Regions from separate parts of the Mus musculus genome. Here region 1 is linked to region 2. The links are chromatin loops, found by intact Hi-C in ENCODE. Cell type or tissue: heart. All regions are shown on one strand.

Region 1 (8,000 bases), 200 kb after region 2:
GTAATTTCTTTTAACCCAGTCTTGTTTGGTTATAAATGTATATATTGCTGTGTATGTAGTGTGTAGTACATATAACAAAGATATTTGAGAAGTAATAAGGCAGGTATTTCAACTGGAAGTAGCAGCATGTTTGTATCTAGCCCCATCGACTGTATAAAGTACCACCCCAACCACAGGTGGTTACATATCTATCATAGCAGTTCCTGTGACTTAGGTTTTCAATACTGCCATCAGTTTATAGGTGAAGAAACTGAACAAGTGGCTTATCTAGGAAATGGCCTCGTGTCGATCAATATTAGGGCACAGAGACTGGGTCTCTTCTCTGTCTTTTCTAACTGTAGTGCTGCTGTGCTCCTTCTAGTATGTGTTAGGGGTCATCGCAGAATTTATTAAGTAAAATACTCTCTATTAAACTAGGACGAATCATGAAGCCATCACTTTTAGAAGCACTGTATGAGAACATGTTAATCGGGACAGAGCCCTTCTGGCTTCCCCGGCTTATCTAGAGATGCAGCTGTAGGTGGGGAGGCTGTCTCTGAGGTGTGAGAGACGAGTGAAGATGAAGTTAATTGACAGCAGCAGTCTGGCACACACCAGGTTATCCAACTCTTGTTGGCTTGCTTGCTCGATGACATTGTTGTATTAAGAATGAAACGTAAGAAATGTGCTCAAGTACTAAAATGCCAGATTGCTTTCTTCTGCCTCGTCTAGACTCAACAGTGAATATAAATGAAGGACAGCAAGTTGGGCTCCTGTGAAAAGGCATCTTCTGGACACTTAGATGCAGATAAAGGATTTGAGAGAGTTTGCTCTTTAAGGTGTCCAGTATAGAGGCTAGGAAACTTACTGTAAGAAATGCATTTCTATTTTGTAGACCAAATAGTGTTTGTGTGTGTGTGTGTGTGTGTGTGTGAGAGAGAGAGAGAGAGAGAGAGAATTGTCTGTGTCATGTCTTTTTGGAAAGCCAGTCTTAATTTTGAAATCAGGGCAAGCAGTTAGTTGATCTTTTTAAAAATGCCTTTTTGGAACTTTTTACCACATGAAAAGTATAACAATATAATCAATCTCTGTTAACCTATCTCCAGTAATACTCATAGCTATAGCTAGTTCCATGAGTGTGCATGTTTTCAGTGTGTATGGGGAGGGGTCTTGCACAGGTGTATATGTGTGCATTGTGTGTATGCATGTCTACTCTTAATGTATTCTCAAGAAAGTCTCAGTTATGCCATGTAACTTGTGTCTCTGAAAGAAGAGGCTCCCTTTGTAAAATGTGAGCTTTTACTCGGGAGATCTCAGACTGATAGCTCTTTACTTTGTAGCTCTTGAGAGTGGAGAACTGGAGCCTACTCTCAGGCCTCTCCTGTAGAGTGTAGACAGCCTCTGCAGCAGACTCCAGCTACACTTCAGTTGGATTTGAAACCACTTGTGTACCTCGGTAATCATGAGCTGTTAAATTGTTTGAGGTATTCTGTTCAGGTAAATTCTTCTACAACAGTTCTCACCTTGATTGCGGGCAGGATTACATACATACATACATACATACATACATACATACATACCCTTGGAGCTGAGCCACCAAATTAAAGATTTTGGGGCTATACAATCGGAAGATTTGACTCTCTAGGTGCTGATAGATGCAGTTGATGTGGTTTGGGTATGCTGTAGATTCCATCTACATGCATGAAACCTTCTGTGGGGTGACACTTCACTCAGGGTTGGCTTGCAACCTTCGTTCTGATTGGTTTCTATTTGCTTGTTAAAGAACCCTCCTTAGATGGCTATGCATTTTAACTTGTTTGATAACTGCAATTGTAATGCTTGTTCTTGGTTTAAAAGCAACAGCGAAATACTCCGTATCTGTCTTCCCTTACCACTGATTGTCTGCTCCTTGCTAGATCCAGGATCAAGATCCTGATGTTGCCTATTCTTTCTTCCAAGTACCAGGGAAGGGGGCAGGAAGTGGGAGGTGGGGATATAAAATGTCTTTTTATATATGGTGGGAATATAGATTTCTTTATATATGATGGTGTCCATCATATATGTCCTGAATTTGCCATTTTCAGTTACCATATTTGGAAACATTTATCTTGAGATAGAGGACACAGTGCTTTGAAGTTGAAAGTGTTGCTTTTAAAAAGTACATTTCAAGTAAGCTGAAACAGGGTAAATGGCATTTTCATGTGTCAGAATGATGGATTTTCTATTAACATGCATTTCCCGAGTTTCACAGTTGATCTATTTCTTTCCCTCGGCCATCTCAAGTAGATCAGTTATCTGTCAACAGGTTTGTTTAGGGGCAACTTTGGAAACGGTTCAGCACAGTTAAGTGTCAGCCCTAGGTACATACTCGAAAAACTCTTACATGCTGCCAGGAGAAGGATGAACAAATATCTTAATGTCATCTTGTGTAATGAAGAAGAGAAAACCCAAACCAGCAAAACCCTGGGCGGATCCCACCAGCATTTGTGTGGATAACTAGCGTGACCCATCCCCACCGTGGAATTCCACAGGCGTGAAGATGAACTTCAGCTCCACATGTGACCTGGATGACCACGACTTAATAATGTCCCCAGAAATCAAGCCACAGAAGGAGTTTTCCATTATGCTTCCCTTTGGTAAAGGTCAAAACAGGCTGTTAAGAGTACACGGTAAATGACAGAGAGACAGACAGTCGGCATACAGATCACTCTTAGCGGCTGCTTGAGAATGACCTTGGAGGGCAGGGTGGGTTTCAGAGTAATGGCCACCGCGTTTTCTCTAACTCGATGGGCTTTTTTCTTTTTGAACTGTATGTTTGTGTGCTTTTGTGTATATGCTATTTCTTAATAAAAAAATTTTTTTTAAGTGGGAAAAGGACTTGGTGTAGGTAGTGACTGATAAACATGCTAGCTAACCTCAATACATACAGATTTTAAAAATACACTTTCTCCTTTTATTCTCGATGGTCTCACTATATATAGCCCAGCCTAGTCTGGACCTAGGGAATCTTTCCATCAATTCTTGGGTTATGAGTACACTACCATACTTGGCCAGATATAGAATCCTGAACACTACAGACAAGGCGTACACATGTGGTATCTTTTGTTAAATGGCAGCTAGGGAATGGGTACTCGTAAGCAGCCTTCCAAGGAAGGTTAACAAGAACATTTACTCTTTACGAAAAAATGATTAGGACTTGAAAAGCACCAGCAGAGGTGTGGGGTTTACATAGGCAAGCATTCATTCCTATAGTCCTTTCCCCCACGCCCTGCTCAGTGAGACTTCAAGGTGAGCTGGGGACAGCTGTGAGCTCAGTGTGCATGTAGGCGCAGGTCTTGATACTGGGGTTGGTCAGTAAAGAGAAAATGTGTAACTCCCTCCCCCATTGCCTGCTGCCCTCTTCTCAGTGCAGCACTGCAGCCGTGAGCTGGACAGGACATCTGTCAGTAGCTGGCAGTGCCAAGGGAAGTTGTGAGCAGTTAGGAGTGAGAGTGCTGACATTCTTCTAACCCAGCTAGGTTCCGGGCATCTTAGTCTAACGTTCATTCTGCTGCCTGGTTCATTCCACCTAAGAGTTATTTAATGGACTTGCTCCCTATGCAGGGACTTCATATACATTTAAGATATAAAGTAAACCTAATTGTGCATCCTCTAGAACCCCCAGGTTTTAGGACATACAGAAAAGGGTCTGTGCACCTGTAATGCCAGCATGTGGGAGGTTTGGGGTCATCCCCTCTACTACACAAAGTCTGTGCTCTTGGGGCTAATAGATCCCCATGCCCCAGCCTCCCTTCCCTGTCCCTGTTCTGTTTTTGAGTGGAGTATGCTTATTACTAGAGCAGGTAAGAACTTGGTCCTTAGCTTTATGAAAGGATTACTGTTTGCACTGGAACTAGGCACTGGATGTCACCTACTAGGTTCTGCCATTAGGATAGAGGATAACATTTGCCTCCTGACTAAGTTGTTTTTCAATTAAAATTGACTAATTGAAAACAACATTTTACAAATAATGATTTTTAGCTATTAACCTAAGCAGCCTTGAGCTCCTGCCTAAATTTTCCTATTGAAAGTGAAACACAAGGGAGTTGTCACTGAGGATCCATCCTGCCCAGTCACAGTTAGCTGTTGCTGAGCCACTGGAGCTAGCCAGCATGGTTTTAAATAGCCTTCTAACAGTTGTTGGGTATGGGTAATGCCTACTGTGTGTCCTTACCTTCCCTCTAATCTCAGCTGCTAGGAATGCAAATGGTCTATGAGGAGCCCTGGTGTTTTAACTAAATTCATAAGGATCAGAGGTGACGCTAGTCAAGGAGCAGTGGCTGTGCAAAGAGGAATGGTGAGGGAACGTAGGCGGGTTACCGCTGAGTGCTTATGAAGTGAGTTACTTAATAGCCACCACAAGTGGGCTTGAGAGCAGCTTGGGTATGATGACTGCCAGCCTCGGAGTGAAGCTAGGGAAGCTGCCACCGACTACAGTGATGGGAGCTGTTGTCACAGATTGTCTCGGGCTGGAGAAGTTAATTTACTCAGATCATAAGTCACTCCAATGGATAGGTAAATGAAGCTGGGCGTGCATCCGTGCATGTAACTCAGTCAGATGTCAGTATTGGGCTTCAGCACTTCAGAATAAACTTGGCCCCATGGGTGCCATGAGCTTGTGAAACAGTTCCTACTAAGAAGTTGCAGATGACATTTTTTCCAAAGTTCATTGTGGTTAGCCAGATTGTCACGTGGGCCTAGCCTCATTATTGACAAAATTACTGCAGACCCTTCTGGAGCTAGTAAGTCATTTTGGCAGCATTACTATTGTAGCATGGTGTCTCTGTCCGAGGTAATGCTGTGTGCTGAGTCCAGTCAGGGTTTCCACTCTTCACCAAGAGGAGTTCTATCTCCTGAAAGTCCTGGAGTCTTTGAATGTCTTTGTCCTACATGATGGGAAAGATTGAGGGATTTAAGAACACTATGTAAGTCACTGAAGTAAGGCAAACTATTACTGAGAGCTGCTTCAGATTGGCTTTTGTCTCTCCCTGGGGATGTCAGCAGTTGAATTGTTTTTTTGAGACAGTCTCTGCCTGGCATTCAAAGGTGTCTACCTCTGCTTCTCCCAAGTACTAGGGTCATCAAGGTGTGAGCCGACATGCCCAGCCTGATACTAACACTGTCTGGAAAGTGTGATCATCTTGTGACTTAATGATAATTTACAAAGGTTCTATCATTAAGGACTGAGGCATCAATAAAAAGGCCAAGGGCATTTCAGAAGGTTTTTGTCCTGGAACTTAGACTATAAGACCACAGATCTACTCACCTCCCAAGTGCTGGGATTACTAAAGGTGTGTGCCACCACTGGCCAGCTTGGGGGAAAAAATCTTAAAGCATGAAACCTGATATTATAACTTGAGATCTACATTTTCTTCCTGGGGAGAAAAATTCAAAGAAGGGTTAGAGAGATGGCTCAGCTGTTAGGAGCACTGTCTGCTTTTCCAGAGGTCCTGAGTTCAATTCCCAGCAACCACATGATGGCTCACAACCATCTGTAATGGAATCCGATGCCCTCTTCTGGTGTGTGTCTGAAGAGAGCAATACTGTGCTCATATACATTAAATAAGTAAGTCTTTAAATAAAGTTCAAAGAAACATTTCTGTGGATTGCTAGGCAGTAAGTGCAGACCATGTTCTAGTCTGAGGACAATATTGTCTTTATTAGCCAGAGATTGGCCCAGCTAAAAATAAAAGCCTTTAAGTTGCAGATCACTTGCCGCTCAAGCAGGCTTGTAACATGAGTAGAAAAACGGCTGGTTGAAAGTGTCCCAGTTACTTCATGGCTCTCCTGTAGGTTCTAGCATCTTAAACTTCACTTGGAACATAAAAACTGAATGATTGGCTTTGTGTCACTTCACCCACCAGAATGGTGCCTTCGGTGGTATGTGACCTACCTTCCGGAGCAGTGTGTTTGGCAGCTTCCTCATCTTCTCCACTTGTTCTGGGGGGATCCCCAGTTGAGAGCAGCTCACCTGGAGTAGGTTGTGGTAACTTAACTCTTGTCTGGGCAGCTCAATTTCAATGAAGTCATTTTCTCTGGAATCCTGAATTCTCACTTTAAGCACCAGCTCTGGTCACCCATAAATTCAACATAGTTTTTTTAAGAGATAAAATACCCATTTTAAAGATTGTTAACATCAGTTATTAGAGCAAAGATGATGCTAAGAATTGAACCATAAGTAGACTTGAAGTTTTTGCAGATATGCTGCGCTGACCGTAGTTTGTGCCCACCTGGCCAACTACTAATAGATTTGATTGCAGTTTGATGCCAGCCAGTCTTTCCAAGGTGTGTTTTTGTTTAGTTATTTGGAAAAGACATATGTCTTTGAATGCCATGTGTGTGTGTGCAGGTACCTGTGGCCAAAAAGTGTTCGATCTTCTGGACTGGAGTTAGAGTCAGTTGTGACCTGCCAGATGAGAACCAAACTGGACTCCTGGAAGAGCTGTAAGCACCCAGCTTTCTGAGCCATCTCTCCAGCCCCCATTTGTCTTTAAAAGCAGGTCTCACTATACAGCCCAAATAGACCTTGAACTCTGGACTCTCCTACCTCAGCCTTGGAATGACAGGCATGCATGCCACACCTGGCATCTTCCTGTGTCTGGACTGGGGACTAAATACATGTACAGCAAGTATACTCTGAGTGATATTTTTAGCTCTTAGAGATTTAAAATACATAATGGAGGATTGGAGAGATAGATGCCTCAGTGGTTAAGAGCACTAGCTGCTCCTCCAGAGAACCTGGGTTCCATTCCCAGCACCCACATGATAGCTAATAACTATCTGTAACTCCAGTTACAGGGATCCACTGGCCTCTGAGGGTACCAGCCACACATGGTGCACATACGTACATGCAGAAAATCACCCATACATATGAAAGGAAAGCACACAGTGGATATTTTAAGACAGTGTAGCAGTTGGGATATTTGGCCGTTGGAAAGTTACTATGAAATATTTATTGGGCCAGGTGCCAATCACTTAGTGTGATTCTTGCAGCATCCCTTGAGAGCTAGTGATTTGTGCAACTATGGCACTGAATGTGAGTCTTGACAGTTTACTCTCTCAAGGACTGTATGGACTAGAGAGATGCGGAGCCATGTGGTGAGCAGTTTGACAACATGGTCCAAGAGCCTAGGCCTTACCTAGACCGGCGCTGTCTGTTGTGCTGTTGTGTGGCTCAGTCGGCAAGTGTGGGTTCATGCCGTGTTGACTTTGACCTGGGAGAGTTAGGAAAGAGATGGTCTGAGAAAGTGGTAGTTCCAGTGCTTGCCTGGGTCTGCTTCCTTCTCCCCCCACCCAAGCCTATTCTCCCTTCATGGGTAGACCAGGAAAAGGACTAGTCTTAATCTTATAATAATAAAGGTTTATTTCCGGGTGGGGCATGCTGTGGTTCCTGTGTGAAACCTTTTAAGTAGGCTCTGAGGATTGGATTTGGGTCTTGGGCTTATGTGGCAACTGGCCATCCCTTGGACCCTGGTTTTAACTATGAGTGATTTTTTTTCTTAATTACCAAATCATGAAAGGAAGCCAAGTCTATAAAGTGGTGCCTAGTCTGGGAAAGGAATATTTGTAATCTATGCTCTTATGTTTCTATTGGTATTTTTTTTTTTTTGTATGCACTATTTTGTTTCCAGGTCTCTAGTGAAGCTACGTAGTAGAAAGGTCCAGTTATACAGAGAAACCCATAGGCAGAGAAAAGCTTCCTTTAAAACCTTGTAGGGTGGGCTGGAGAGAGAGCCATTAAGAGCACTGACTGCTCTTCTAAAAGTCCCGAGTTCAATTCCCAGCAACCACATGGTAACTCACAACCATAACTGAAAACAGCAACAGTGTACTCACACGCAATTTAAAACAAAACAAACCAAAACTAAAAACACCTTGTAGGGCTGAGGTTCCGTCATGCCTAGGGCCCTGGGTTTGATTCCCAACACGAGTAACAACAAAACTCCAAGGAGATGAATGAGTCTTTAGAGTTGAGTGAGCTT
Region 2 (8,000 bases):
GTTGAGCACTGATCTGTGGACCCCCTGACACATCCTGAAACCCAACTAGGGACTGACCGCGTCTTGGGGACGAAGACTACACCCGCCTAATAAAGACTGGAATCTACGTCCTCAGCTCTTACCAAGTGGACTTTTTGAGGGGTGTGGCAGCTGGATCAGGACCCCCGCACCCATTACCTGCTGAGGCAGAAACTCCTTGACAATCTGAATGTCCTCATAGCCCTCTCAACCCCCATTCCCCTTTCCTCTTGGCCTGGTGCCTCCCTTTCATGCTGTCTCAATCATTCAGGCATTAGTCCATCACACACAGGATACTCCTAAAGTAAGGGGCGACAGCATTTGCTCATTCTTTGATGTGCTATGCACCTTAGGCAGAGAATTTCACCTAATCGTATTGCAAGGAGCCTCGGCGTTACTTCAGAGTTTGTAAGGCCCTACCTAAGCTGGATATGCAGTACTCTCTGTCCAAAACTGGGTTAAGAATTTCAAAACAGAGTTGATAAACATGGTGACACATACGAGTAATCCCAGCACTTAAGGGGGTGGAGGTAAGAGGATCCTGAGTTCAAGGCCAGCCTGGGCTTAACATTATTATTATTATTATTATTATTATTATTATTATTATTATTACAAGGCAGGAGAAGAATAAACTAAAGGTCCAAACTTCCCAAGAGAGGTAGCACAGGTCTTTCTTACTAGTCTTATTTAATAGCCAACAGAAGCTTTCGAGAAGTACAGTGACATGTTCTAAATCACAAAGCTGGAGTGACGTGGGGCTAGGATTCAGAGTCAGACAGTCTGGCTCCCTGGGGAGGATCAGGTTTAATACAGCAAACACTGACTGTCTTGGATGAAATGCTGGGCTCATCCAGGAGGAACCCAGGATGGCTGAACCCCCATCTTCCAGGAGCTAGGAGGACAGAAAGGTAGTCGACAAGCCAGTAGCACTGGATATAGCTGCAGTACAGCCAGTCACAGGAAACAACTTCTCTTATGTCTGACTTGGTCATCCAAAATTCAACTCTGCCCCAGCTCCTTTCACCAGGGCTGAAGAGAGCCACCTTGACTATCTGAGGTCTGGACCTCTGCAAGGTTGTTGCAGGGCTTAGGAAACCAAACACAGCCAGCACCTGGACTTCTGCCTTGAGGGTTACCATGGCTACCCACGTGCGCTCAGGACCCAGGGTCTGACCTGGCAGGCAGCTTGAGTCTGGCTTTGTTCTCTTTGGGGGTCACCGAGAGCACGTGGACTTCCTCAGCCTGAAGCACCATAGTCAGAGGTGGCCCATTGTCACTGTCCTTCTTAGGAACATGGGCAGGAGCTGTTCTGGTTGTAAGGGAGGGCAGGCAGCCACAGGGCTGCTGCAGGCAGGAGGGGGCAAGAGCAGCTGCTTAGAAGCCGAGCCTAGCAAACTCTGCTCCAGGGCTGAACTTAATGATAATCGCCTAGTAATGAGTGGTTAAGTCGCTCTTGAGTAAATGACTTCACCTCTCTGTGTCTGTGCCTCTGTTTCCTTCTTTGCAAAAGTTCCTTCTTTGTGGGGTTGCTACGTGGAAGCTCCCGTGGCAGTTGGCCATTCATCCCTATCTGTCTTCTGCCCCATCGAAACCCAGAAGGGTCAATGCTCCTTGGCCCCAGGGCTCTGCTGCCCCATACCTCTCCGCCCCTCCTCCCCTGAGCCCCGAAGAACAGGTTGGTGGCCTTGCTTCCGGAAGCTACAAGGATCACCTTCCTCCCCAAGGCTGGCACTCTGCTCTGCTCTGCCCTGTCTGGGGCAGCCACTCCCCATTCCCAGCATGCTTTCCTCATGGTTCAGCTCTCACCCCAGTTCCATATTAACTCCCTGATCCTGGACCTCTCATCCATCTTCATTCATGTCTCGGCCATCACCCCCCAAATCCTTGGCACTCACAACAGGGCTCTCGGTCTCCCCTGGGAACTACTCTTTTGGCACCGGAGCATGGCTTATAGGGCAAACCCAACCCGCAAGCCTGTGGCCCTCATCCTCAGACTCTGTCAGGCATCCCATCTCTCTCCTCTGGGCCTTCAATTCGCTTTCTTCCAGACAGACCCTGCCCTCCAATGTACAGCCTCCTTGGCTTCATCCTTGAAATCGAAGTCACTGTACCCTTCTTTCCCACTTCTAGCTGGCGGGATGCCTCCTCTCAGCATGATGTCACTAGGACTACAGTCACCAGGTCCAGCCCAGGGTCCAGCTTACTAAAGCCAGAGGACATTTGACTTCTCTGTAGGCACTTCATTGTGTTTCTTGGTTTTGTGTATTTCCCTCTGTGTGTGTGTGTGTGTGTGTGTGTGTCTGTGGGTGGAGTTCAAAGGACTTCACATGTCATTCCTCAGGTACCTTTCACATTTTGAGACAGGGTTCCTTTTCATGTTTTAAAATTTTATTATTTTATGCGCATTGATGTTGTGCCTGAATATGTTCACACACCACATGCACGAGTTACAGTTGTGAGCCACCATTGATTGGCAGGGGGACAGGGGGATTTAACCAGTCCTCTAGAAGAACAATCAGTGCTCTCAACCAGCAGGCCATCTGTGTAGCCACGGACAGGGCTTCCTCTTGGCCTAGAACTTTGCCAAGGAGACCAGGCTAGGAGGCCACTGAACTCCAGGCATCTGGTCTACCTCTGCCTGTCTCAGCGTTGCTGAGGTCATGCTGTTGCTTTTGTTTCCTGTGGGTTGTGGGGATTGAACTTGAGCCCTCGAGTTCATGAAATGAGCACTTTTGTTGAATGAGCTAGCCTCCTGCCCCTCCCCCACCGTATTTTAGCAGAGGCCTTTCTTTGCAGCTCAAGTTGGCCTTGAACTCATGCTCTTTCGGTCTCAGCCTCCAGCCTCGTCTCTCCTTAGCTTCCTACGCACTGAGATGTTCAGTTGTGTGTCACCATGCCTAGTTGCTCTTAAGATCCCTGCCGCTCTGCTTCCAGGATGCTACAATGTCTGAATTTATGCATGGGTCCTGCCTACCTATGTTGTCAAGATTCAAGGTGTATGGGTCTGAGCTCTTTGCTCTCAGTGTGCTGTTTTCTTAATAGCCCTCCACATAGGAAATCCTTTCCTCTTTCCCAACAGCCTCCCTTCTGTTCATTAAGCCCTTAATCCCTCTGTTCTATTTGCACATCTCAAAGGTATTCAGACCAATAGGTCAAAAAAAGACCTCTTAGCCCCCTACAGCTCCCCCTCTTCAGAGTGAGGCCTTAGCCTTTACTGTTCACTCTGACCCTCCTCTCCTCAAAGTCCCTTCCTCTGCAGCTTTACCCCTAGCCCCTGATAAGCCTCCTGTCTCCCCTGTGTGCTGCCAAGACCCCCTCATTAACCTTGCTTCCATTCTTTCCCCCATTCCAGACCTAAAAGGATGCTTTCCTGATTAAAACAGGCTGGGCAGCCTTGGCGCACTCCTTTGATCCCAGCACTCGGGAGACAGACAGTGGATCTCTGTAAGTTCAAGGCCAGCCTGGTCTACAGAGCATGTTCCAGGTCAGCCAGGGCTACACAGAGATACCCTGTCTGGGGTGGGCTAACAAGGCAGGCAAGTTCTACTGCAGCTTTCTTCTTATGTCATTAGGAACTTCCTTTCTCAGAAGGTGTGACTCCTGCTGAGGCACGGATAAGGCCCTGGATTCTATCATCAGCAATGCTTCCTCCTCAGAGTTCACCCCCTGCCCCAGACCTCGTCCTACCCACTCACCTAACTTCCCTTGCTGGTTAGTTTTATGTCAACTTAACCCAGGCTAAACTGATTTGGAAGCAGAAATCTCAACTGAGAAAATGTGCCCCCATCAGACTGGCTTGTGGACAAGTCTGTGGTGCATTTTCTTGATGACTGATGTCTGAGGGCTCAGCTCACTGTTGTGAACAGCGCCTGCCACCCCTGGGTTGATGGTCCCCGGTGCTAGCAGACAGCAGGCTGAACAAGCCATGGAGAACAAGCCAGTAAGCAACGTTCCTCCGTGGCTTCTGCTGCAGTTCCTGTCTCCAGATTCCTGCCTTGAATACCAGCCCTGACATCCCTTTGATGATGGACACAGGACTATGATGTGGAAGTATAAGATAAAATAAACCCCTTTTTCCCCAAGTTGTTTTTGGTCATGGTGTTTCATCATAGCAATAGCAAGCTAACTAAGCCAGCTTCCTATCCACGTTCGTTACCTATCCCTTTTCTCTGCCCTCCAGCTATACTAGCCTTCTGCTGGCCCTCAGTCTCAATACCCTCACCTGCCACAGGACCTTTACACATGCTGTTTCTTCTGCTACATCTCTCACTCCCTGCACTCTTATTCTTTATAGCTACCAATCAAGTATAATGTCCTCAGCAGAGCTTTCCTCTGTGTCTCTTCTACTGGATCGAGTCTCTTGCTAGATTATACCCATTCACGGTACTTGTCGCAGTGTGTAGCTGACTATTCACTAGCTAGTCTCTGAGTAAAAGGGTAGGGAGGAACACACGGGTGTTCGGTGCCTGGTATAGTAGTAGACAGCAGAGGACGCTTGTCATTGACTGAATAAAGTGAATGAACCAAGCAAACAGAGCATGCAGTAAGGACATATTGGCTCAGTGTTACTACTCTGGGAAGGCTTCTCGGAGTGGGTGGGTTCTAGGGAGGATGGGTAGGCTGGATCAAGCAAATTTGGCTGGCTGATCAAATCCTTCGAAGGGAGCCTTATCTCTTGCTTGTAAAAGGGGAAAGAGCTAGGCAAAAGTATTGGATGCTCCGAGGGTCACTCTTCCTGCCAGCACTTTAAATGGAACCCAGCTTATTTTACTCGAATTTTAAGCGCTGAGACGGTTGGATCTTCAAAGGCACGGCAGGGCTGTAGTTCCGCGCTCTACCGCCGAGCGGCGCTCGGAGACCAGCCACAGGGCCAGAGACTTGGCGAGGACAGGGTTCTGGGCCCGCCCTTCTGCAGCCTACCGCCCGAATTGGAGCAGCTATACTGAAGAGTGTGGGACTGTCTGGACCCCAACCTCCGGTCGCCCCACTGTGGGGGTGGGCCTTGCGGCTAGCGGCAGGTATGAGCAAGACACTACAATATGCCTGGCGCCGCGGCAGTCCGTCTTTCAGGCATAGTCTGCGATGTCTGCTCGGATCCCCCTACATGAAGGCTCCTTTTCTTCCCCCACCCTTCTTATCCGCTGCAGGATTAGCTCAGGCTAGCTCTTTGGCTACTTTAGCACCGCCTCTAGGAAGCCTTTCTAGAATGATGTGCTGTCCACAAACCCCTCTCTTGAAGCACCCTGCACCCTGTCACAAACTCATGTTGCTGCCCTGCCTGCTATTTAGTTGCGTTCCCAGGTTGAACTCCCTAAGATAGGTCTATTTGATTCTGAGTGGTCCCTCTCTCCTTCTCCCTCTCCTTCTTTCTTATCTCTCTTCCCCTCTTTCCCTTTCTCTCCCCTCCCTCTTTCCCCTCTGTGTGTATGTATGTGTGTGTGTGTGTGTGTGTGTGTGTTTAGTGTAAGACCTGGTCCTTCAAAGTACTCTGGAGTTCTTGGCTAGTCCCTGACTACTTCTTCTGCTTGTCCCTCACCTGGTCCAGTCCCGGACCCAATACCCATTCCTCTTGACCTGTCTAGACACTAGCAATAGCCACTCCCTTCCTAAGTCACCCACATGAATGCTAAGGATGCCTGCAGTGCAACCGCCCAGGGAGGGGCACTCCACGGGTGATAGAACAGAGCAGGATGGACCATTCTACTCATTATGACCCTCTCTGACCTCACAGATACCCTTCCTACCGCCAGGTCCAAGAAGCTGGGGGAGACTAACCTGGCAGGGAGCCCCCAATGAGCCACCATTCCTCACCACCCCCAAAACATAAGGGGGAGCACAAAGGCCACGGTCTCCCCCGTGGTTCAGAAAGGTGGGCTGGACAAAGAGTGGGGGTCTTTGTGGCTGGGTAACCATTGAGCTGATTTGGGTGGGGCAAAGGGGAAGTGGCCTTCATTTGTGTGACCCATCTGCCCACATTAGGGGCAGCTCTTCCCGGGACAAGGACCGAAGTGCTACTACAGTTAGTAGTTCAGCGCCCATGCCTGCTGGAGGAAAGTCAAGCCGGACTAACTGTCCTCCACCTGCACCGCCGAAGACCGTCAATCGCCTGATCAATGAGAAGTCTCCATACCTCTTACAGCATGCCTACAACCCGGTGGATTGGTGAGAGCCATCCCAGGGTTTCCCTTGAAGCATCTGGGGTCCCTAATCCTCTGAGACTCCCTAGGCTACTGAGTGACCTCTCTTCCTGTTGGGTCTAGGTACCCCTGGGGACAGGAAGCCTTCGACAAGGCCAAAAAAGAAAACAAGCCGATTTTTCTCTCAGGTATACACCCACTGTTCCCAGAATGAGGTTCAGTGACAGGCAGAGGGTTGGGGGTGGTCCCTTGGGTCCCCCGGGGACCTCCTCCTGCCATCCTGTCCCTCTTCTCTCCTAGTGGGGTACTCTACCTGTCACTGGTGCCACATGATGGAGGAGGAATCCTTCCAGAATGAAGAGATAGGGCGCCTGCTCAATGAGAACTTCATCTGTGTCATGGTGGACCGAGAGGAGCGGCCAGATGTGGACAAAGTATACATGACTTTTGTGCAGGTGAGCCATCTCTGTGGCAGTCTAGTCACACCTACAACGCGGCAACTCCCCTGACCCTGGCCCTCCCTCTTCCAGGCCACCAGTAGTGGAGGAGGCTGGCCAATGAATGTGTGGCTGACCCCCGGCCTCCAGCCATTCGTTGGGGGCACCTACTTCCCGCCAGAGGATGGTTTGACTCGAGTTGGCTTCCGAACAGTGTTGATGAGAATCTGTGATCAGGTGGGTGGATGTCTGGGAGGGAAGGTGCCCACGTGCAGGTTGAGAGACCACAGCCACCTCCCATCCCCACCCCGACCTGTGTATGCTGACTTCCACGTGTGTGCTCACCTCCTGTAGTGGAAACTGAACAAGAACACCCTTCTGGAGAACAGCCAGCGCGTCACCACAGCCCTTCTGGCCCGATCTGAGATCAGCGTGGGTGACAGACAGATTCCAGCCTCTGCTGCCACCATGAACAGCCGTTGCTTCCAGCAGCTGGATGAGGGCTATGATGAGGAATACGGCGGCTTCGCCGAGGCCCCCAAGTTTCCCACACCTGGTCAGTGACCTCTGACCCTGACCTATATAATGAGCATCGGTGCCTTTGGCCTCTCTTGTGCGGCTGTGTAGCTTTCCGGTCCCCTGTGGGCTGATATTCTGACCTCTGACTCAGAGGCCAATGGCCTGTGTCCTCTAAGTGGATGGTAGAAGTTCCCACCTTCCAGCCTGACAGACAGAGACTGACTGGGCAGAGCCTCCCTGGAACCTCTCACCCTCTCCTTCCTGCTCCACAGTGATCCTGAACTTCCTGTTCTCCTATTGGCTCAGTCACCGGCTCACCCAGGATGGCTCCCGAGCTCAGCAGATGGCGTTGCACACCCTGAAGATGATGGCCAACGGAGGCATCCAGGATCATGTGGGGCAGGTGAGGGCAGGCCAGGTTCCGTGCCGGCCGGCCGGGGCAGCAGGCCTAGGGACAGAGGCTGAGATCAGTCTGGCCTAACACTCTGCCTTGACCACAGGGCTTTCACCGCTACTCCACGGACCGACAGTGGCACATCCCTCACTTTGAGAAAATGCTGTATGACCAGGCCCAACTCTCGGTGGTCTATACCCAGGCCTTCCAGGTGACTTTTGCCCCTAATCCCAATCCTGGCTGCCAGTCCCAAGACCTTCAAGCTAACGGTAGCTTCCTCTTAATTCCAACCCATAATTCCTCCTCACACTCTAGACACCTGGGCTTCCCCTACACCCCACCCACTTTCCTGGGGGGGTATCCTTTAGGAACCTGAGCCACCACCACCCCCAGTGACATTTACTTACAACCTCCACCCCCCCCCCCCCCAGATCTCTGGCGATGAATTCTACGCTGATGTTGCTAAAGGCATCCTGCAGTATGTGACCCGGACTC

What was found. Peaks named below come from ENCODE experiments on the same cell type or tissue, not always from the same donor. Only the 100,000 strongest peaks of a DNase experiment are listed, where the experiment ranks them.
Region 1: it touches region 2 in a loop (3-fold over the local background); 2 of 42 quality-filtered maps call a loop at or near these places.

What each region holds. Positions count from the first base shown.
Region 1 is chr11:94,282,743-94,290,742 of GRCm38, reverse strand. Gm21885 (predicted gene, 21885) reads right to left here. Exons shown (of 4, transcript NM_001378258.1): 2 at 7,158-7,232; 3 at 5,912-6,087; 4 at 4,483-4,904. The coding sequence ends at 4,758. Among named protein-coding and RNA genes, the nearest start is that of Gm21885, 4.9 kb to the right of the region's middle. In heart, no CTCF peak of the experiment used is centred here; no DNase peak of the experiment used is centred here.
Region 2 is chr11:94,483,097-94,491,096 of GRCm38, reverse strand. Spata20 (spermatogenesis associated 20) reads left to right here and starts at 5,787. Exons shown (of 16, transcript NM_144827.4): 1 at 5,787-5,887; 2 at 5,998-6,180; 3 at 6,279-6,343; 4 at 6,456-6,610; 5 at 6,686-6,829; 6 at 6,947-7,148; 7 at 7,384-7,514; 8 at 7,612-7,716; 9 at 7,937-8,000. The coding sequence starts at 5,811. Epn3 (epsin 3) reads left to right here. Exons shown (of 10, transcript NM_027984.3): 10 at 1-1,498. In heart, no CTCF peak of the experiment used is centred here; a DNase peak (open chromatin) is centred at 4,876; H3K4me3 peaks cover 646 bases; H3K27ac peaks cover 196 bases; H3K27me3 peaks cover 5,704 bases.